3 separate regions of the Homo sapiens genome follow, and regions 1 and 2 are each linked to region 3. Evidence: chromatin loops called from intact Hi-C (ENCODE). Cell type or tissue: mammary epithelial cell. All regions are shown on one strand.

Region 1 (8,000 bases), 860 kb before region 3:
AACTTTCTTGGGCATCTACTTACATGTCCTTGTGCTTTGCATATGCTTTTCTCATTAAATTAATTCTCCGTAATAAGTTTATCAGATTGGTACAGTATTACAATAGCAATTTATAGGTGAAGAAACTGGCACTAGAATGATTAAGTAACACTCAAGTGTTGTAACTAGGATTTGGGTGTTATTTACCTAAATAGTTTTGTCGCTTTTTTGCATTGCCAATGTTTCTGATTGCACTTCAATGGAAGAGTCTCTCCGTGTTTGGTGGAAGAGTCCACAGGAAGATGGTCTGTTTGGAGAGCTGCAGGGAGATGTGCAGTGGAAGCTGAAAGAATAACAGTAGAAAGTGGGCCCGGTGGAAATAAAATACGTTTAAAGGACTGTTGTCCACAATTTGGAAATTATAGTCTATAATCTTTTCTTGAGGGTCAGAAACTGACCTATCCTGAAAATATGATGATTGCCTCAAGACTGTCATCATATTTTCGACATGAATTCCGTAAGACTGTTAGAGAGCCATTGAGCTATTCTGGAGCCTCTGTGTATTTTAGTGTTTATCCACACCAGCCACTGTGCTACTGCTTTCTATATTATGATATCACAGGATCTTCAAAATAGTGCTGTTTTGTTTTACTTTATTTTTTTAAATTTTATTTTGAGTTGAAAAATAAACATTGTATATGTTTATCATGTATTACATGTTGATTTGAAATATATATTCATTGTGGAATGCCTATATAGAACAATAGCACTATTCTAGATATCATGATTGCTATTATTATTGTAATTATCATTACTGCTCTCCAAGTGAAGAAACCAAGGGTCAGTAGGATTAAGCAACTTCTGCAGGGTCATGCAACAAAATTGACAGAAGCAAGATTCAGATCGTGTTCTCTGACTCCATCACCTACACAGTGACTTTGCCCCTCACTCAGAAAGACTGCCTGTGACTTACTCTAGTTTGATTTTTATCATTCTTCTTTGAAACTTTAAAAACACATCGAAAAAATCTTATGCCTTTCTTTTTCTTTGGCATATCTTTAACAGACATCAACATATCTGCGGCAATGAATGTAGATGTCACCAAGTGACAGGCTTTCAGCTGGGTCATTTTCCTTTTTTTTCTTCTTTTTTTAAATGTATTTATTTATTTATTTATTTTTGAGACGGAGTCTTTCTCCCTTGCCAGGCTGGAGTGCAGTGGCATGATCTCTGCTCACTGCAACCTCCGCCTCCTGAATTCAAGCGATTCCCCTGCCTCAGCCTCCTGAGTAACTGGGACTATAGGCGTGCACCCACGTGCCAGGGTAATTTGTTGTTGTTGTTGTTGTTTTGTATTTTAGTAGAGATGGGGTTTCACCATGTTGGACAGGATGGTCTCAATCTCCTGACCTCGTGATCCACCCGCCTCGGCCTCCTAGAGGGCTGGATTACAGGTGTGAGCCACCGCGCCTGCCTCAGTTGAGTCATTTTCTAACACATTATTTTATAACCCTCTTATGATAATAAGGTCTTTGTTTTCCCTTTAGCAACATCAAAAATCATTTGAGTCAGGAGATCGAGACCATCCTGGCTAACACGGTAAAACCCCGTCTCTACTAAAAATAAAAATAAAAAAAAATTAGCCGGGCTTAGTGGCGGGCGCCTATAGTCCCAGCTACTCCGGAGGCTGAGGCAGAAGAATGGCGTGAACCCGGGAGGCGGAGCTTGCAGTGAGCTGAGATAGCGCCCAGCCTGGGCGATAGAGTGAGACTCTGTCTCAAAAAAAAAAAAAAAAAAAAAAAAATTAATAGATAGCAGTAAACCTAATTGAAAACATTAAATAATATTTTGTAATACTTAAAGCTATCAAGTAGCCAAAAAAGTTATTAATTTTTTAAATTGATTTTAAAATTATGTATTTCTAGAAAAGTTCAGATGTGAAATAGAGCACCTCATATCTCCATCAGTTGTCAAATCAGATTAAAAATTTTAAAGACGTTTTTAAATATATTTCTGGGTTTTGTTCTTGCAGATGCTATCGTTTGGAAATAAATCTAAGAAAACAGAGCCTAACAGTTTGAGCCAAATTCCTCCCATGCTCCGTTCCCACCTATGTTGTCACCCTTTTTATGTTCTTCATGGAAATGTCTCCTTTCTACTCTGAAATTACAGAGCCACCTCTCTCTAGATGTTTCTGTTTTTATTCATAAACCTGAAAATTCTCTTGTGATATGAACACCCCAATGCTAACTGAAGAGGGGAATGGTTGCAATAGCAAACTTAAACATAATTGCTGCCACTGCTGTTTTTTGTCCAAATATGTGTTTCTTTTTCAAAATAAAGAAATGAAAACAAAGTGGTTTATTATTCTCAGTAGTAAATTGGCAGTGGACAGTAAGGTTGCATTTTCTCTTGTGTTGGCAATTGATCTTATGTGCACTGATTTATATATGAAAATGTTCTTGCTACCTAAGGAAAATGAGCTCTCATTATATAAATGAGTTTATTAAAACCCTACTGCCTTAGGCAAGTTGGCAGTTTTTTATCAATCTCCAAATTTAAACATCTCTAAAATAAGAAATGACAAAACATCTACAAGAGATGCTCCGGCTTATCCTGGCCCCAGATTAATTGACCCTCTCTTCCATGCTTTGGGGGATTATGAATAAAGCAGCATATCTAACTTGTTGACACTCAGATCATGTCTCTCTTTTACCAGCCTATGAGGGAGAGAAAATATAATATGACTTCTGGGTAGTGTCCTACTGGTTACTCACACAGATTGATTTCCTCCTTGAATCTGAGATTAGTTTTACCATGAGACTTGAATATTTTACTGAGGTTAGGGGTTAGGAAAAAAGGGGGTCAATCATTCTTACTATCTTGTGTTGGGTGACATAAAATCATCCAACAGGTGAGACATGGGAGATACTTCTATTATATCTCACTGCAGTGAGTAATTATCATTGATGAATAACAGACACTGATTTGAAAAGCACTCACCTTTCCACAGCCAGTAGGGCCTTAACAATTAAGAAAATGTTTTCTTAATATATCAGCGAAGGAGACAGCTTTTACTATGAAAAATATGATTAGCTTCCAAGCCACGTAAATGTGACTTTGGTCTGAGCCTTTGAGTATCAGGAACTTGAAGCTGAAACACTTCTAGATATCATCCAGAATTCCTAATGTTATATATGAATCTTCTCTAGGGTACTCCAGTCAATCATTATTAAAAATACACTTGAGTACCTCTAGAGACAGGTAGCCACACCCAGGATAGCTCATTTCATATTGGATAACTCTTAAAATTATATTGATCAAAATATTTATATAATATACTTTAGGATTCAATGTTTCAGATTACTTCCTATAATTTAAAAATAGTAATCACTGATTGTGTTCTTTCTTCTTCTGGCTGAACATCCCAAGCTGCATCAACCATTGCGTGTGTGTGTGTGTGTGTGTGTGTGTGAATTTCTTTTTACCCTCCAGTATATCTGTGTTTCTTTTTTTTATCCCTTTTTTGTCTTGTTGATATTTATGAGGATCATTTTAAATTTCACTTTATTAGTGAGCATTTCTGTCAGTATCACAAATAACCAGTGAGTGTCGCTGTTCTAACACAGACAAACACTTGTGGGCCTGTCATACAATGATCAACAACATTCTTGCATAAGCCATAAGCACTTGTAATTATGCGGAACACAGGCAGTGGGCTGAATGAATCAAGGGTCCTCTTAATCCACCCACATTAGCTAATGTAGACATTTCAGACAGATTTACTGGTGCCCTTTTATTGACATTAGTTTCCTTTAGTTTTCCAAGATGATAATTCATTTTGTTCTCCCTTCAAAATAAAAGACTGGTCATTTTCCCCAAAATGCTCTTCCTACAACTCAACTTGTATAGTTTGTAAACAACTTTTTCTCTTGATTTCAATCATTCATTCAGAGGGTTACTACTACAAAGGGAAAGGCAATAATTCTGAGTACCCATCTGTACCAAGTTTCCTTCCAAGAACTCCATGTGTATCATTTCTTTTAACACCACAACAATGCAATGAGGCAGTCATTATTCATGCCGTTGTTTATATCAGGGAAAGGAGGCTGAGGAAGTTAAATAACTCGACTCTGGGTGACATAATCAGTAAGTAACAAATCTGATGTGAGAAGCCAAGACCACCTGACACCACAGCCCCATTCTTTCCACTATACCCTCCTTCCTAACTGCAGGTGGTGCCTGCAAAAATGAGGAGCATAGAAACTAGTATCTCAATCCTTGAACATGTTGGGATTTCAGCAGAATCAGTAGATAACATTTTTCTCTTCTCTGCCTGGATTCTCAGAAAATATTTGAGAAATAGAATACTAGAGACTACAAGACAGAGATCAAAATGTCAATTGTGAATTGATGTAAGCTGGAAAATAGGACTTAGATATGTAGCCAAAGGAGCTTGCCCAAATTCCTTCCCTCATTCTCAATCTAATAGCTACCCACCCAGTAACTGGCACAACTAGCAGATCCCAGGGCACCCACAAAGGGATGGACCACATACCAGGTGATAGGAGAGAGAAAACAGGCCAAAATGGAAAGGAAAAAAGAAATTGCTGAACCAATTTTTCCTGTATATTTTAAGCTAACAAATCATATATAAACTAGATTTTTTTCCACAACAGAAGTCCCTACACATGGAAATATGAGGGGTATGGAATAACTGTTCACTGAAAGACTTGTGTTTTCAATATTTGCAATGCCAAGCAAGGTTATTTCAGGCCTTGTAGAGCTCGTTTTCAAATAATTATTCTGAGTAATTAACCTTTTACTCTGAGTAAAGTGGGGCTTCATTGAATGAAAGGTTTTAAACAAAGGAGTTGTATTAGCTGAATTTCACTTTAATATCACCTAGCTCATGTCTACTCGTTTCCAAACCTAAATCTACTATCATTTTGGGCAATGGAGACGGTGGCAAGACCAAAATCATTTAGGAGATGTACAATAGATGGTGGCAGTGGAGATGGGGAGAAGTCATGGTTAGATTTCGGACATACTTGAAAGTAGAATGAATGAGTGTTGTGAGATAGAAGAGTCAAGATTTTTGGCCCCAAGCTTTTCTCCATCGACTGAAATGACAAAATAATGACTGAATACAGTCTGGGAGCCAAGATCAGAGAGATCATTTGGGAATGTCGAGTTTGGACTTGATTCTTTCAGACCAATGGAAATGTGAAGAAGACATACATGTGGTCTAAAAACCTGGAGTTAGAAAAAGAGATCTGGACTGGAGATGTACGTTTAGGAAGTATCGTTCTACAGAAGATGTATAAAACCATGAGACAGGATGAAATTACCAGGCATAAGAAATAAAGAGAAGAGTCTAAGGTTTGAGGTTTCTGGGGTTTTGCAAAGTTAAAAGGTTAAGAAAAAGAGGAATGACAAAGGAGGCTGAAAAGGAGAGTTAGTGAGGCTGGAGAAGAATCAAGACACTGTGGTATTCTGAAAGCTAAGTGGGGGAAGTTTATCAAGGAGGAAAGTGTGATTAATTATATAGCATGCCCCTAATATATCAAAGAAGCTGAAGGTTAAGAATTCACTTTGGTGAAGAAGAGGTCATTGGTAACTTTGACAGTCTTAGTGAAGTGATAAGAGGAAAATAAATAAATACTGTAGAGGATTTTTGAAAAATGAATTAGAAATAGTAAGTTTTGGTTCTAACTTTATCTGCTTTTGTGGACTAGTGGAGCAAAAGGCAACAAATAAGTTGAGAAGAAGCCACCAGGAAAACTAGAGTCAAGAGAGATTGCCTTTTTTTTTTCCTATTCTTTTTAGGGATTAGAAGACCTATTTGTATAGTGATGATAAATGTCAACTAGAGTGGGGAGGCGGAGACTGGCATGCTTGTATGGTGATGATAATTATCAACTAGAATGGCAGGGGGTGCAGGGACTGGACTTGACTCTGTAGGGAGAGAGCATGTATGGGAAATTATTGGGCTGCTGTCCTGAAGTAGGAGTGAGGGATAGAAACTACTCCATATGTGGAAGAGATGGCCTTTGTTGGAATACAGTTCGTTTATCTAGACTATCAGTCAGGAAGGCAGAATATATGAGTATACAATTGCCAATAAGTGGGTGGGAGCTGTGGAAGTTTTCTTCACATTGCTTCAGTCTTCTCAGTGAAATAGGAAGCAAAATTATCAGCTAAGAGTGAGATATAGGGAGGAGGTGTTGGAAGACAGGGTTTGAAATGAGGGAATAAAGTATGAAGTAGTCTTCTAGGAGAGTGGGAGAATAGCTGGACCTGGGAAAAATATTTTGACTGCTGGGCACCATTAAGCCCTCATGTGGGGTTATTATCAGGAATTTGAGGAAGACCAGTCTGTATGCTGGCATGTTTTTTCCTTCATTTATGGTTTAATTGCATAGGTATGAGTATGGAGGAAGTGCGATGCCCATGCAAGCACGCACGCACACACACACAGACACACACACACAGACACACGCATACACAGAGACACCAAACAGACACACACACACATACACACCTTACTTTTAAAAGCAAGTTGTTTTACATCTTTCCTATGCAATTTTTGTTTTCCTTTTGGCTCCATCTCTCTCTCTCATTTGCTCTCCCTCTCTCTCTCTCTCGACATTTGCCCCCCATTTTATAGCATTTGCAAAGTTAAAAGGTTAAGAAAAAGAGGAATGACAAAGGAGGCTGAAAAGGAGAGTTAGTGAGGCTGGAGAAGAATCGAGACACACCAACTAAATAACCAAGTATGTAAGAATTGAAAATTATTTTAGAGATCAGTTTCATTCTCCTCATTATAGATGGGGAGACTAAGGACCAGATAAAAAGGATTGGCCCAGATTTTGGCAGTCACATAGGAACAAACTTCTAGAAGTTTCCCTTATAGATATGTGTCTGTGGAACAGGTGTATAGAAAAATTATATGCTAATGTTTAGCAGATGCTCAACATAAATTATCTTATATATTCAGTAACTCAGTTGAAGCAAAATAACATAACCTTGCATAATATCGCTCATATTCTTGTTAGGATAATGTCACTACTGTTGCCTGGGTACTTCTTTACTTTATTTATTTCTTTCTTTTTTTTCTTTTTTTTTTTTTTTTGAGGTGGAGTCTCACTCTGTTGCCCAGGCTGAAGTGCAGTGGTGCAATTTCCACTCACTGCCACCTCTGCCTCCTGGGCTCAAGCGATTCTCCTGCCTCAGCCTCCCAAGTAGTTGGGATTACAGGTGCCCACCACCACTCCCAGCTAATTTTTGTATTTTTAGTAGAGATGGGGTTTCACCATGTTGGCCAGGTTGGTCTTGAACTCCTGACCTCGAGATCCACCTGCCTCGGCCTCCCAAAGTGCTGGGATTACAAGTGTGAGCCACCACGCCCAGCCTCTTTACTTTCTTAATTGCCTCTTCATAATGTATTTAATAAACTATGGCAATCCCAGAATGACAGATTGTTACCACTGTCATTGGATTTCTAATTTCAATTTGGAATTTAAAAACCAAATACCTGAATTGTTGTCCTAATTCTGACATTGCCTATTTATAGCCTTGGTTAGGTAATTGAGCTTTCTGAGTCTGTAGTTTCTTAGCTTATTAAATGAGAAAAAATAGACTAGATATGCAGTTAAAATAATTTTAAAATAGCAGCATAAATGAAACTGAAGTACTTTTATTTAAACAAGGGCTGGTGCATCCAGTTGGCCACTCACTGAACACCTTTGTACTGTTTTAGGTTTCTTTGATGCAGCTACACATAATTCAAGTGCTCCAAGGATTACAATTCCTAAAAGTAGAATGGAAGATCTAGTATTTCTTCCACTTCTGTCATTCTATAAACACATTATGTTATGTAGGGGAGTGGAGGGATTGAGAGATAGGGAAGGAAGAAGAGAGACAGAGAATGAAAAATGAATGTTAAGTTCAGGTAAAAGATTCTTACATACCTACAGTTGCAAAAACCCTTAAATGCCTTCTATGATAAAATGTTTTAT
Region 2 (8,000 bases), 640 kb before region 3:
AATTATAAATACAACCTCAGTGTCTTGATTGGTTTGGGATAGTAGAACAAATTACCACATACTGGATGTCTTAAGCAACAAACATTTACTTGTCACAGTTCTGGACGCTGGAAGTCTGAGATCAAAGTGGCAGCATGGTTGGGCTCTGGTGAGGGCCCTCTTTTGGGTTGTATCCTCACATGGTAGAAGGAGGGCTAGCTAGCTCTCTGCTCTCTCCTCCAATTCATGAGGATTCCACTCTTATGACCTAAATACTTCCCAAAGGCCCCACCTCCAAGAACCATTAAGTATTGGAATTTCAACATGTGAATTTTCGGGAAACACAACTGCTTTGTCTATTGCAATTGGTAACAAATGTTTGCCTTACCCCTAATATTTGACTTTCATAGTTTCAAAAATAGCTTTTCTTTCTTTAACACATGTTCATTCTGCAGTACTCTATCCAGGAAAAGTCTTATAGAGACAATGGGAACACAATTCTATGGTGTAATACTTATCATATTGCTCTTTCCACCATCTCAGTTGGATTTTACTAATTTAAAAAAAAATGGAAGTCAGAGCACGTTTGGCCTCTTCTCTTTTTCCTTATTTCTGCCTTTTCAAATAAACTTCAAGGAACTCTTAGTGATGGAATAATTGTTGTTCCCTTAACTTAGATTTAAAAAATCTTTATCACAATTAATTTCTTTGTTTCTCTTCCTAAGAAGTACATTAAAAACATTCTCTTGCTGGATTGTAAGTGACCTTCCTTTGTATGAATTAGAGCTTAGGTCTTTGGGCTGTGTGCCACAAGTGTTGCTCTGTCCCAAGGGAGATTTTGAAGAGGATGTTTTCTTGACTCAGATCATTTTTAAAAAAACTATATTCATTTTTTAATTACCTGGTAGGAATGCATGTAAAAGAAGAGTTCTACTATATCCAAGGAAAAAATGAAAAAGGGGGGGAAAACATGGAACATGTGCAGTTACTATCCCTTTTAATTGGTGTTTTGCCTGAAGTTTCTTCTTTATAATGTTTTTCAAAAAAATATGATTATTGCATTGTGATCGTGGAAAGTCTTAGAAAATACCGTGGAAATTCTCATGATTTACCAATAAAAATATTTTAAAATATGCAGCATTTTCCAAAGTGTGTCAAAGTATTAGTAGTTCAACAGGATCTTAAAAGAAGAATATACTGTGACCAAATTTGTTTCTGAACTTCTGAGTTAATAAATAAGAATATTTACTGAAAATATTTTTAGAGAAGTGGCTCTCAGTCTTTAGAGCACCTTAAAATGACCTGGGAAGTAATAAAAATGAAGATTTCTGGAACCTGCTCCCAGAGATTCTGGCATATTAGCTTTGGAATGGGATTGGGTATATAAATTTTTAGCAAGCATTCCAAATGTTTGTGATGTCCATGGTAAGGAAATCTTGTCTTGGATATTTTAATATTTTAATAGTCTTTATATATTTTATAAATTTCAAGAGGCAGTTATAAATTGTATAGCCTTTTCCTAATTTCCATGTAATACTGGTGTTCTTGAGAAAAGAGTTTGAGAACTGCTTGGAGTTCTTTTGGAAGATCTTCCCAGACCAGTTTAAATAATGGATGTAACATTAACTCCTTAGGAACTACTTGTCATTTATTTACAATGTACACTGGAAATTTGGGATAGCAGCCAACTCATAATAAAGGAATGCTATTCAAGCATAAACTAAGTGGCAAATTATTTTCGTGATGGCCAATCTAGTCTCCAATTGACAATTGTTAGCATATTCAAGAACAAATACTGCCTTAAAATTAAATTATATAAAATAATAACCTAAATAGGAAACATATGTATCTCTTTTTAGGATAATATTTTTTAAAAATTTATGCATTCAAAATTTTACTCATACAGAGCAGTTCCATATTTATTCAACTTTGAAACCTACCTGTCATATTTAACGAAGTTACAAGATTTGTTAGCTATAATCTTTCTGCAAGTTCTTTTCTTCCTCCTTCTGTCATAAACATGAATCTTGAGCATTTTATCTAAATTTTCTGCTTGGATGTATGTGTAAAATTTTAATTTGCCTACATTTTTCTAGCCACTACTTTCTTGACTTTTCTTTAAAGTAAATATGACCTACATGTTGGACTTGATGTTTCAAGTCTAACCAGGACAATTTCAAAGGTTTATAATAGTCTACATTTTCTAGTTTTTGTCATATCAGGAAGGACTCAGCCTGTGTCTTCTGCATTCCAGACATGTCAGATCATTTTAGCATTTTTCTTGCGATCCAAAGCTGATTCCTATTCATGCTTACCTCTCACACATAAGAGAGTTCAGCACATTTTAAGACAATTCAGTCATCCTGCGGCTTCTCAGATGGAGTACCCAGATAGGGCCAACCTCACATTTTTTGTCAAGCTCTTTCTCCCACAAATATTTTAAACAAAGCAAATTTGGGGCTATATTTGTAAAACATTAAGAGCGGCCGGGCGCGGTGGCTCACGCCTGTAATCCCAGCACTTTGGGAGGCCGAAGCGGGTGGATCAAGAGGTCAGGAGATGGAGACCATCCTGGCTAACACGGTGAAACTCCGTCTCTACTAAATATACAAAAAATTAGCCGGGGGTAGTGGCGGGCGCCTGTAGTCCCAGCTACTCGGGAGGCTGAGGCAAGAGAATGGCGTGAACCCGGGAGGCTGAGCTTGCAGTGAGCCGAGATCGCGCCACTGCACTCCAGCCTGGGCGACAGAGCGAGACTCCATCTCAAAACAAACAAACAGCAACAACAACAACAACAAAAAAAAAACATTAAGAGCAATCATTTTTATCATAATTGGGGTTAAACTTAGATCACTTTTTATGCAAAAATAATATGAAATATAAAATCTAAAGGGAGGCCAATCTATAAAATAGGAGCATGGGGGTCAGGATTTCACTCATTTAACTGTCCTCCTCACTTAGTCCCACAGGCATCTCCACATGTAGCCATTGACTGTGTTGGACTCTGGCTGGAAACAGTGGTTGAGACAATCATTTACTTATAATATGAAGTGATTGTTGTAATAGGTAGATAGATGACTGCAGCCTTGACACAAGGTATAAAATAGCAGAACCTTTCAAATGAAAAATTAAGGGAAAAATAAAGCACCGTACATGAACAGTAGGCAGTTACTAAATTACAGGATGGAAGATTATAGGTAGAAAAGGATTTGGCCCTGCACGTTCATTTATACAGAAGAATTAAGGAGAATTACAGGTTGTTGTTTGCTTCCTGGATCAAAGATATGCAGTATATTGAAAATATAAAAACAAAATTTCCCCCACCCAGAAAACCTCTCCACAAAGATAGAAAAGGAAGAAAACCATTTCGTTATTGAATAAATATTAAACTAGAATGTGATGCATATCATAGTCAATTCACTAAAATTTATAAAGACAGAGGGAAATCTCATTTTTTTTAATATAGCCAAACAAATACAACCTATTGTAAGCGTGTTCTCAAAATAAACAATAAGTAGCCCTATGTTAGTCCGTTTTCATACTGCCATAAAGAACTTCCATGAGACTCGGTAATTTATAAACGGAAATGGTTTAATTGACTCACAATTCTGCATGGCTGGAAAGGCCTTGGAAAGCTTAACAATCATGGTGGAAGGGGAAGCAAGCACCTTTTCCACAAGGTGGCAGTAGAGAAGAAATGAAGAAGGAACTTCCAAACACTTATAAAACCCTCAGATCTCGTGAGAACTCACTCACTATCATGAGAACAGCTTGGGGGAAACCGCTCCCATGATCCAATCACCTCCCTCCTCAACACCTGGGGATTACACTTCGAGATGAGATTTGGGTGGAAACACAAAGCCAAACCGTATCATCACTCATAGTTCATCATAGATTCACCTGGTAATTGGGCTGTTAATTAGCTTCATACGGAAGAGAAATAAAACCTCTCATATCTTTTTGACAGGAGGTAGTTCTGCAACTTGGCGCAAGGCATCCGCCAAAGTTAAGCTCCTACCTCTCACAGAAATGGACAGGGGACTGCTACCTCCCTTCATGTTTACATTTTAAAAAGACGGCTCCTAAATCCTGACAAAAGGCCCATCGCATTTTCTAAAGAATTCATATACATTTCAAAGAGAGGAGAAAGTACTTATAATGGCAAGTTTTCTTAAGTTAATGCTCTCAGAAGAGAAAGGGAGGAGAAGTCTCTTTCGTTTTCAACAGGGAGAATTAAGTCTATTATTTTTCATTTTTATTTGTTCTTACCATATAAGTGTTCTAAAAAGTATTTATATTCATTTTGTATGACTTTCTCCATTTTCTTTATTTCTCCAAAAGCATTTTCTCAAAGTTTTTTAATTGTTTAAGAGAAATATTCAGACTACCATCAATAAAGACAGAGAGTAGTGTTTAGTTCAAATGCCAACCAACCCTCTCCATATTATTTTATAATATTCCTAACCATATCCACTCCTGATAATTACAGTTGTAAACATTATCTCCTTTTAATGATGTCCCTGGATTTATTTGATGCTGGAAATTATTTTATACCAATTTCCATATTTGTAGCTTTTTTGAAAAAAATACTGTATTTAGTAAGTGTTTATGAAATGAAAAATACTCTCTGGCACTGAAAGAGTTAAATGCAACTGTGAATTAAACAAAGGCTCATTCATTTATTCATTGACCATCAGTGAAGAGGTATGTTACATCAGGGAAAATAGTGCAAGACAATATATGTACCGGTGGTTCTGAAGAAAAGATGAGTTTACAGTCCAGTAAGAATTGAGTGAAGTACGCACACAAGCTTTTGTGTATGTTTGAAAAAAATAGAGAAGTATTTAAAGTGTGAGTTTCGGATAGATATAACAAGTTTCAATGTTCCATATTTGAAGTTAGTGTTGGAATATGGCAGGGACAACTTTAAAATTATTTTCTGGCAATATGACTGCAGTGAAATATGGTATCTCCAAAAGTTTGCAGTGAAAGGGACTGCAATGAAATATGGTATCTCCAAAAGTTTTCAAGTTTTCTAAGCAGCTAATAACATACTTAGGGCTAAATATCAGTTGTCCTATTAACCCTGCTTTCTAGGTACCACAGCATAGAGGAGCTTACTGATCCTCTGAAATGAATTTTAGTGATGGGGATAAAGAGGTATTTCAGAAGAGCGAGAATATCAGATTCCTGAGCTCCAACATGAGCATGTAGAGAAAATTATTTAAGAGATGAATTAATTCTGTCACCTTAATTTTTAGTTTCTCTAAGAAATGCTATACCTCTACTTAAAACACTCAATATCTTCCCCTTGCTTTTCATCCAAAAACCTCAGCATTAGCTGTTAAGGCCCGTTATCATCTGTGCCTTGTTTACCATCCTCCACTCTTTTATCAGGATCCTCAACTTTTAGTGTATACTCCAGCTATTACCAAGTTGGTTGCAGTTATCTAAATCTTATAATACTTGGTTTTGTCCCAATGACGACCTCATATGCTGCTACTACCTTTGTCTAGAATGTCATGTGTAACCTCTTTACCCAAAAGACTACTCCCATTCATGCTTCAAGATTCAATACAGGTGACATATCCTCTGGGGCAACATCCCTGTGTCCTTTGTCCTCCACCTGTAAAAACTAATTGAGCTCCCTTTCCTGGGTATTTCCATTCTTGCATTTTCACATTTTATTTTAACTGATGACTTCTCACCTCAACTATCAAGGAAGCTTCTTGAGGGCACAAACTGACCCTACCTCTTTTTTCTCTAAAGTTTTAGTGGTTATAACACTCCTTAGCAAATCAGAAGTATTTATTACATACGTATTAAATGGATGTATAGATGGATGGACGGGAAAATGGAAGGAGGGATGGATGGATGGATGGCCTTATATAATATGTAAGAAAATAATTCAATTAGTATAAATTGAGTGGCAGAAGACAGACTTTCAATAAATAGAATTAAAAATAATTCTATTTTTTCAAAAGTGGTCTGTTGATTTATTAGAGTGTCTTTGTTATTAGTATCTTAGATTCTGAAATTAAAACAATGTAAGGTTGATATTCCTCATAGTATGCTGGGTTATTTCAAACATCTTAAGTTTCTTAAGCATACGGAACTTGGAGTATAGAAATGCTCAATATGATTGAATGTTGTCACTCACTCGTATCACTTTATTTTCCTGTGGCTTTCCTTAGCTGTTTTCTATTATTTTTTCAGGAAAAAATGCTATTACACTGACGGGAGGAGCAAATCAATGGGCAGGTTGGTGGGTGATGAATCATTTCTTTATAACAAATTTGTCGTTTTGAAAAAAATAAGAAGATATTTGATTCCCCATATCAGCAGTTGTAAATCATAGGAAGAAAAATTCTATTGATTTGTCGAAGATATTTCCAAAATAACTTATGCCAAATCGAATAACATTTAAAATCTGATAATCTTTTTGTTACAATTTATCATTGCCATTCTTGGAATCTTCCCATGTTATAATGTTATGGAAGGAGGACTTTAATCGCAAGTTCACATGTTATGATATTTTAATTTTAAAAATAGTTATAAGACCAGGATCAATGTTTAAATGATGACCCACAGTAACAGAACAATAAACCTGACAAAGACCTTCTGTATCATTCAGTCCAGTTCTCTCATTTGAAAGAAGTGGCAAAGATTAGTGTTCAGAGAGATGAGGTGCTTTACCAAGGCCATGTACCGTCTTTTGAATTGCAGACCCACTCTCATTCTAACCCCGGAAGGTACCGCTCTTATCCTAGTATTGAAAACGAACTTTTGAAGAGCTTTACCTCAAAACATTAGCTCTTTACCTATTGTGGTAAGAATAACTATGGAAAAGGAGTCAATCAAACCACTACCCTGAGACAGAAGAAACTCTTCCATCTGAATCTTTTTGTCACTATTTAACTGGAAGAAATCAGCTCCCATTTAATGAATGCTCAAAGAAAAAGCTTCTTACCCTTGGCCGTTTTCTGCACCTTGCCAAAGAACCAGTTAACAAAGATAAAGCATGTGAATGTGGTAGAGTATGCTCCATTAAATGATGTTGAAGGATGTATGTTACAAATCAGAATAACACAAAAGCTAGAACTGTATGGTGTGAATAACAGACCATCTTAGGAAATGATTCAATAAATCTAGTTTCTTTACCAAATAAAATTGAATGTAATTTCAAACTTTTAGAAATCAGAATGGGAAAATGTCCATCTGTTTTAAGCATTAATTTTAGGCGTGGCAGTATTGAGTGACAAGAAAAGTAAATTATGGAGAAAAAAACTTGAAATTAGAATGAATATTAAAGAAATTAGCACTGAAATAGCTTTTCCTCTTTAAATTAATGATGCTCTTCAACCGAGTCACATTTTTCTGTCAGGTTAACATATTTTAATTTGGAATGAGCTCTCATTTCCCATGTGGGTATTTGGTCCTGGTCTATGTAGCAAATTTCCAGTCATTTTTGCTAATAAAATTAGTCATTGGAATATTACAATTTGCAAGTTTACAACTGCAGGTTTTTCTTGTCTTTGCTCTGCATATGCCTGCTTATTGTTGGATGGCTGATAAAATCTCTTGATTTGCTTCAGTTTGCTACTATAGAATTAGTGAGACTTTGCTACTACATAATTAGTAGGTTTTCTGTTAAACAAGAATCTTTCCTTTGGAGACTTGGGAAAGTATATATTCTGTATATTAAAATTGGAACAAATGTCTGTTTATATATAAAGCTATCATGGCAAATGCGTATACTAAATCCTAACGAAACATTTTTAATAATGTAAAAAATGTTCTTTTCTCTGTTTTGGTCAAATGTAAAAGTAAACTAGAAAAATGAACACTATTATATGTCATTACTTGTTTTATCTTTTGTGTTTCTTATTTTCTGTGTAAGTTCATAAAATGAAAATTCAGTTATCATTTATTCCAAATGATTATTAAAATATCTTGAACCTTACTCTAGCCCACCCCTTTTCATTTTACTTATAATAAGTAAATCTCTTTATTCTATGTCT
Region 3 (8,000 bases):
TGAAATTGCACCTTTTTCATCAATGTAGGCCTTATTTCACAGATCTATAGGAAGAAGATTGGACTAGATAATTATTCTAAGGAATCATCTACTGCACCATGACCTGTGACCTAAATAGGCCTAAAAAACAGTTTTTCTTAATGGGTTTAAGCTGCTTTCCATTTTTTACCTCAGAGCACTGAGGGTCCTCTGCCCTAGAGTTCTTTCCATAGAGTTCTGCAAGGCCTGGTTTAGCCAGTTAGGCCAAAATTGTTTTCATGTGATGGGCTAAAACATAGAATTCCTAATATTGCTCAGTACACATTCTCTTTAACTGATTTGATTTTTATAAACCTAAACCTGTACCCACTTTTGTATCATTTTAGCTAGATTTATTCTTTGACTCTTTTATTCTTTTTGTGTTAACTTTTCTACTGTATTTTTTTTTTTTTTTTTTTTTTTTTTAGACACGGTCTTGCTCTGGCACTCAGGCTGGAGTGCAGTGGCATGAATTCTCAACCTCCTGGGATCAAGTGATCCTCCCACCTCAGCCTTCCAAGTAGCTGGAACTACACGTGCATGCCTCCACACAGAGCTAATTTTTTAAATTTTTTGCAGAGATGGGGTTTTGCCTCATTGCCCAGGCTGGTCTCGAACTCCTGGGCTCAAGCAATCTTCCCACCTCAGCCTCCCAAAGTGCTGGGATTACAGGTGTGAGCCACCACGCCTGGCCTTTTACTCTATTTTCATTGTTCTTAGTTTATTTTGCCTCCTTATGATTATTTATACTGCTTTCTTACCTCCATTCTTCTTAGGGCTTTATCAAGATTCCATTTTACTTGTTTTATCCTGTTTTTATACTAATTTTAGTTGCTTTAGCATTTTTAAATTTTTCTAACTAATTAATTTTTATTATATCTTTTCTGATTATTTAAATTACATAACTGGAAAGCATAAAGAGATAATCTGCAGGAATAGCCCATAACCCAAGCAAGAGAAGTAGAATGTTTTCTTCTTCAGAAAACCACCAATTTGTTCTCTTGGTAATTTCTAGACATTAGTAAGTATTATTAGTAGTCTGTGGATCGGGGACCTATAGCAAGTACAATTCGGAGTCTCTCTGAGCACCAGGGGCTTAAATCTCCCTGTGGTAAGCTAAGATGTTAGTAGGGGTTAGAATAAAGGGGAGTATAAGATAAAAGCTTAAGTACTTCCCCCATGTGTGGCCCAGGGAGCTCAAAGTCAGTAAAGAGCTCTTCTAAGCCTAATAAGGAAGGCTTCTTGGGAGAAGTGGGTCTTATTAAGACCTACTTCTTAATATTTCTTAATATTGTTAAATATATTTGCTGACCAACAAATTGTGCTTTTATTACAAGGTAATAAAAACTTCACTATATTGACCTAGAAAACAGATCAATTTAAAAAGTAAAATAGTTGTTTAACTATTTTTATTTTATTTTATTTACTTACTAATATTTAGAGATTGAGTCTCTCACTCCATCGCCCAAGCTCTTCTTGTTGAATTGATCCCTTTACCATTATGTAATGGCCTTGTCTCTTTTGATCTTTGTTGTTTTAAAGTCTGTTTTATCAGAGACTAGGATTGCAACCCCTACCTTTTTTTGTTTTCCATTTGCTGGTAGATCTTCCTCCATCCCTTTATTTTGAGCCTATTTGTGTCTCTGCACATGAGATGGGTCTCCTGAATACAGCATGCTGATGGATCTTGACTCTTTATCCAATTTGTCAGTCTGTGTCTTTTAATTGGAGCATTTAGCCCATTTACATTTAAGGTTAGTATTGTTATGTGTGAATTTGATCCTGTCATTATGATGTTAGCTGGTTATTTTGCTTGTTAGTTGATGCAGTTTCTTCCTAACATCGATGGTCTTTACAATTGTGCATGTTTTTGCAGTGGCTGGTACCGGTTGTTCCTTTCCATGTTTAGCGCTTCCTTCAGGAGCTCTTTTAGGGCAGGCCTGGTGGTGACAAAATCTCTCAGCATTTGCTTGTCTGTAAAGTATTTTATTTCTCCTTCACTTATGAAGCTTAGTTTGGCTGGATATGAAATTCTGGGTTGAAAATTCTTTTCTTTAAGAATGTTGAATATTGGGCCCCACTCTCTTCTGGCTTGTAGAGTTTCTGCCAAGAAATCAGCTGTTAGTCTGATGGGCTTCCCTTTGTGGGTAACCTGACCTTTCTCTCTGGCTACCCTTAACATTTTTTCCTTCATTTCAACTTTGGTGAATCTGACAATTATGTGTCTTGGAGTTGCTCTTCTTGAGGAGTATCTTTGTGGCATTCTCTGTATTTCCTGAATTTGAATGTTGGCCTGCCTTGCTAGATTGGGGAAGTTCTCCTGGATAATATCCTGCAGAGTGTTTTCCAACTTGGTTCCATTCTCCCCGTCACTTTCAGGTACACCAATCAGACGTAGATTTGGTCTCTTCACATAGTGCCATATTTCTTGGAGGCTTTGTTCATTTCTTTTTATTCTTTTTTCTCTAAACTTCTCTTCACACTTCATTTCATTCATTTCGTCTTCCATCGCTGATACCCTTTCTTCCAGTTGATCGCATTGGTTACTGAGGCTTGTGCATTCGTCACATAGTTCTTGTGCCATGGTTTTCAGCTCCATCAGGTCCTTTAAGGACTTCTCTGCATTGGTTATTCTAGTTATCCATTCATCTAATTTTTTTTCAAAGTTTTTAACTTCTTTGCCATTGGTTCGAACTTCCTCCTTTAGCTCGGAGTAGTTTGATCTTCTGAAGCCTTCCTCTTTCAACTCATCAAAGTCATTCTCAATCCAGCTTTGTTCCATTGCTGGTGAGGAGATGCGTTCCTTTGGAGGAGGAGAGGCCCTCTGATTTTTAGAGTTTCTGGTTTTTCTGCTCTGTTTTTTCCCCATCTTTGTGGTTTGATCTACCTTTGGTCTTTGATGATGGTGACGTACAGATGGGGTTTTGGTGTGGATGTCCTTTCTGTTTGTTAGTTTTCCTTCTAACAGTCAGGACCCTCAGCTGCAGGTCTGTTGGAGTTTACTGGAGGTCCACTTCAGACCCTGTTTTCCTGGGTATCAGCAGCGGTAGCTGCAGAACAGCGGATATTGGTGAACCGCAAATGCTGCTGCCTGATCATTCCTCTGGAAGTTTTGTCTCAGAGGAGTACCCGGCCGTATGAGGTGTCATTCCACCCCTACTGGGGGGTGCCTCCCAGTTAGGCTACTCGGGGGTCAGGGACCCACTTGAGGAGGCAGTCTGCCCATCTCTCAAGCTGCGTGCTGGGGGAACCACTACTCTCTTCAAAGCTCAGTTGGAAATGCAGAAATCACCCGTCTTCTGCATTGCTCATGCTGGGAGCTGTAGACTGGAGCTGTTCCTATTCGGCCATCTTGGCTCCCAAGCCATGATCACAAGTTCCAACAATAGGCTGTCTGCAAGCTGGAGGAGCAAGAAGAGCCAGTCCGAATCTTAAAACTGAAGAACTTGGAGTCTGATGTTCAAGTATTCCTGGAAGCATCCAGCACGAGAGAAAGATGTAGGTTGGGAAGCTAGGCCCATCTCCATTCTTGCTTTCTTATACACAAAATAAAAGAAAGTAAGCTCTGTGAATTGTTGATTGACTTGTATATCTCAAGTGTGAAGATTTATTTGATGAAAATGTTAAATATTTGTGAGTGTATAGCTTATGAGATGCAGCTATAATACGTTTAAACCAATGGAGTTTTATTGGCAGAGTAAACGTACACTTGCTTCTAATAATACTCACAATAAAAAATAAGGCCTGTCCCAAGTGCCTTAGCTATGGAGTAATCTGTATCAGTCAGAAAAACTTAACTCCACCCCCAGAAAAAGAGGTTAGCTACCTTCAGATTTGTCTCTGTTTATTTACTATGTAGACTCTAAATCCCATACTGGGGAGATTACCTGTGTTGTCAAGGTTTCCTTTCAAGAAACAACAAACTCTTCACAGGTCAGGTAGCACTTAAAGCTCATGAAATGGAGAATAAAGACAAAGTTGGCATTCTGGCATTCAGAAGGGAAAAGTCTTTAAAGAGTAAAAAACATTCCTATAGTTAGTTGTATAAGTGTACGGAACCATGGGGCATTGCATGACCCAATTTTGGGGCAATTCATGAGTAAGAAAGTGGAGAATTGACAAAGCGGTTAGAAAGGAGGCGTGTTCTACAACAAGACAAGATTACAGAGCCTTTTGGATAAATTAGGATTTCAGCTGGTGCCCCCAATTCACGTTTTTTTGTTTGGTTGGGTTTTTTGTTGTTGCTGTTTTTTGTTTTGTTTTGTTTTAGTAGAGATAGGGTTTCACCATGTTAGCCAGGATGGTTTCGATCTCCTGACCTCATGATCTGCCCACCTATGACTTCCCAAAGTGCTGGGATTACAGGCCTGAGCCACTGCTCCCGGCCTTCCAATTCACGTTTGGAAGAGGAAACTTGCAGATCGGAGTGACTCATTCTTCAAGTGTGTTCTTTAGGCAGGGCCTCCATCTAGTGGTTTGCCCTGGAAATTAACCCGCAGCCTTTATTAAATACACACTACTTCTTTTCACAAACTTTATGAAAATAGAAAATTAGAGCTCCCTCATGTAGCATGGCAGAGGAAAATTTCCCTCCTGAACTCATGAATTCTGTCCTTTCATTGCTTGCTAAGAAGTGCAGCATTCTTAACGTCTAGATTTTGTCATGCCCTCTCCATTCATGGAGTTTTCATACCCAGTGTATCTCTTTGCACATAGAAGAAAACTGTGATTTCTAACAACCAAAGAAACAAAACTGTGTGTGTCTATGTGTGTCTGTGTCTCTGTGTGTGTGTAGAGTGTGCTAAGAAAGAGCTCAGCTGTAGAATAGACAATAGCAATTGGTAAAGGTGTGGACATATCATAAGTATTAGTAAGAACAACAGGAGAATGGATGAATGTTAACTGGACAGTGAGATAAAAGCAGATGAACAAACTTGCAAGGGAGGAACAGCATGTCTCACCAGGAAGCAGAATGGGGCCAAAACAAGCTGAATCTCAGCTGGGACATACATAGTCACTGAATCAGTGACGTCAGATTTTCAGAGCTCTCCTGCTCCTATCTGTAACTTTGAACAAGTCCTTCTCCATGTGAGCTTCTGACATTTTATCACTGGATTTGTTTTTTTTTTTTTTTTTGGAAACGAAGTTTCACTCTTATTTCCCAGGCTGGAGTGCAATGGCATGATCTCGCCTCATTGCAACCTTCGCCTCCTCAGTTCAAGTGATTCTCCTGCCTCAGCCTCCTGAATAGCTGGGATTACAGGCACATGCCACCACACCCGGCTAATTTTCTGTACTTTTAGTAGAGACGGGATTTCACCATGTTGGCCAGGCTGGTCTCAAACTCCTGACCTCAGGTGACCACCCCCCTCGGCCTCCCAAAGTGCTGGGATTACAGGCGTGAGCCAGCGCACCTGACCTTATCACTGGATCTTAAAGCTGCTTTAGCCACATACCCCTTGGCAGGTCTGATAAGCAATATGGACCCTCTTCTCTCACTTACATTTAATTTTTTACACAATTTTTATGATTTAAGGACATCCCTGATTCCCAGTTTTACTATTTTGTAGAAAATAGGCCTGTGACAATTCTTAGCACTGGTGCAGTTTTTTCTTTTGTTTAATATTTCCTTATTTTCACTCTTAAACATTTTTCAGTCCCTTCTGTGTGTGCTCTCACATATTTTTCAGTGCCACTGACTCTGTTTTCCCCATCGTTGTTCATTTTTCCTTCTGTTTTCCGTTACTCATTTGTGTCATCTCTCTCCGTTTATGTGTTTTATTAGACATGTCGTCTTTCAGCCACACTAAGAGCAAACAGCCCACTTAAAGAAAATCTTTATGTCCCTCAAGACAGAATCAGAAAACATGACATGGGAAAGTAGATGAGTGATAGTGGGTAAGAAAGAAATTCTAAGAAGTCATGACAGTGAGAAATAAAGGAAGAAATGTACAGAAAGACACCAGATAAAGACCCTTCCAATTTAGGGCAGCACCTTTCAGCTTTTATGAATGTATGCCATATTTTCAAATGCTAGAAATCTTGGGAGCATATGTGAATGTGTGGAGGATTTTTTCCCCCAAAGATGCTCAGAACAATGACTCTCATCCCAGAGACTCTTGTTAAAATGCAACTTTGGCATTCTGCCCATCGAGAGATGGGTCTGTATCCCCTCCCCTTGAATCTGAGCAGTCTGTAACTCACTTGTAACAAATAGATTGCAGTGAAAGTAAATTCTAAAGTGAGGTCAGAAAGGGTGAGGGTCCCATGGAACACCTGCACTGGGGTCTTTGGTTCCCATGTGAGCACTCCAACTGCTCTGAGGCTGCCATGCTGTGAGGAAGCAAGCTAGTTTACATGAGGAGACGACATGGAGAAGCCCTGAGACTATCTGAAGAAGAGATATAAGTGAGAGATCTAGCTGTCCCCAGCTGCTCCATATCTCTACTGTTACAGCTGTAGCCACCAGCTCACTGAAACTTCATTAAAGACTCCAGAACCATCCAGCAGAGCCTTTCCCCAAATCACTAACCCACAGAAACCAAGAGAGATGATAAAACAATTGTTGTATTAAGCCAGTAAGTTCTGGAGTAATTTGTTACACAGCAATAGATAATTGGAATGAAAAGAAAGCATCGAAACAATTCTAAAGAAGTCAGGGATCATTAGAATGTAATCACCACTGCAGAATCATTGTGACTCACACTGCCTATAAAAACATCCTTGATTTCTTCCACAGACTGATTTCTTCCACAGACTCTCCTCAGCAACATTCCCTTCTGGGTATACTCAAGTTCCAGTAAACACTCTCATTCCGTGACTCTGGCTTGATATAACTATTCTATACCCTGCCCTGCAGTGCCTCCCTGACCAGCTCATCTCAATGTGTCATTTCACAGACACCAACATAATACAAAAGTATTTGGATCAAAATCTAGTGGCTCACCTAGTACCCAGATCTTGATGTCTAATACTATTTTTCAATAAAAGGAACCAGGGATCCTTGGAGAAATGGCTGATTCCAGAGCTGGGGCACAGAAAATACAAAGTGAGCCTGGAGCATCTTTCAATGCTAGAAAGTAAGGAGGTATTCAAAAAGCAAAAGGATGATAAAAGTATACACGAGTCAACCTGGAAAAGCACCTGATGGCCAAAGCTAAAATAATTTGAAGAACAAAATAATGTAGTATTAGGTTATTATCCAAAGTATAAATAAATATTTATCCATCTCCCTTTTATAGATAATATTTGGAAAACAATTATAGCTGATAACAATAATTACTTACATATATTACTATGTGGTAGGTCCTATTCTAAACACTTTGGATATATTAATTATTTTAAGGTAAATACTATTGTTATAATCATTTTACAGATGAGAAACACAAGGCTTGTCATGTCAAGGCACAAATCGAAAAGAATAACATTTGTACAGCACTTTGTAGGTCCTGGCAGGCATAAGAAACCATCTGTGGGGGCACTGGCCACCTCAGGCCCTATCTAGCCATCCAACAGTTGACTATACTAGTGAATTGTTTCAAGGCACACCAAGAAGCTCTGGTATAATTTTCTCAATGTACACAGCCTATAATTTAAACCTAGGTCTACCTGACACCACAATGTGACCTCTTGAGCTCTCTGCCCTATAACCAAAATACTAAATTCCAACACTGTGCTAATAATTATATTAAGATTATATGATCATACTGATTCAATGTAGAGTCTCAGAAGCTATACAAACTCTTTCAAGGCCCTGAAGAAAATGTAGCTATTAACCTATTGAATAAAAAGTAAAGTATCTGCCCAAGCAAGACACCCAGGACTAACCTGCTCAATGGAGAGACACAGAAAAACCTCTCAAGCAGAACACAGCTAACCTGAACTCTCTGTTCCCAGAACTTTAGCTGAGTCTCACTTCTAGGGGAAAAAAACACACACACACGGGAACAAGCTGATTTATTTTCCTTGACCTAGAACAAAAA

The links. A loop is a pair of places that touch in the nucleus more often than their neighbours do. Peaks named below come from ENCODE experiments on the same cell type or tissue, not always from the same donor. Only the 100,000 strongest peaks of a DNase experiment are listed, where the experiment ranks them.
Region 1: a loop joins it to region 3, with 9 times the contacts of the local background. A loop is called at or near these places in 58 of 110 quality-filtered maps.
Region 2: it touches region 3 in a loop (19-fold over the local background); 6 of 110 quality-filtered maps call a loop at or near these places.

The regions. Positions count from the first base shown.
Region 1 is chr11:26,293,758-26,301,757 of GRCh38, forward strand. It overlaps a transcript of ANO3 not described here. Among named protein-coding and RNA genes, the nearest start is that of ANO3-AS1, 9.8 kb to the left of the region's middle. In mammary epithelial cell, a CTCF peak has its summit at 3,599; no DNase peak of the experiment used is centred here; H3K27me3 peaks cover 120 bases.
Region 2 is chr11:26,519,440-26,527,439 of GRCh38, forward strand. ANO3 (anoctamin 3) reads left to right here. Exons shown (of 27, transcript NM_031418.4): 7 at 6,196-6,240. Among named protein-coding and RNA genes, the nearest start is that of MUC15, 49 kb to the right of the region's middle. RefSeq lists enhancers at 3,575-4,134, 4,135-4,694. In mammary epithelial cell, a CTCF peak has its summit at 3,633 (motif pointing right); no DNase peak of the experiment used is centred here.
Region 3 is chr11:27,154,486-27,162,485 of GRCh38, forward strand. The region is part of intron 2 of BBOX1-AS1 (BBOX1 antisense RNA 1); the gene reads right to left. Among named protein-coding and RNA genes, the nearest start is that of BBOX1-AS1, 60 kb to the right of the region's middle. In mammary epithelial cell, a CTCF peak has its summit at 4,494 (motif pointing left); DNase peaks (open chromatin) are centred at 4,446 and 4,946; H3K27ac peaks cover 449 bases.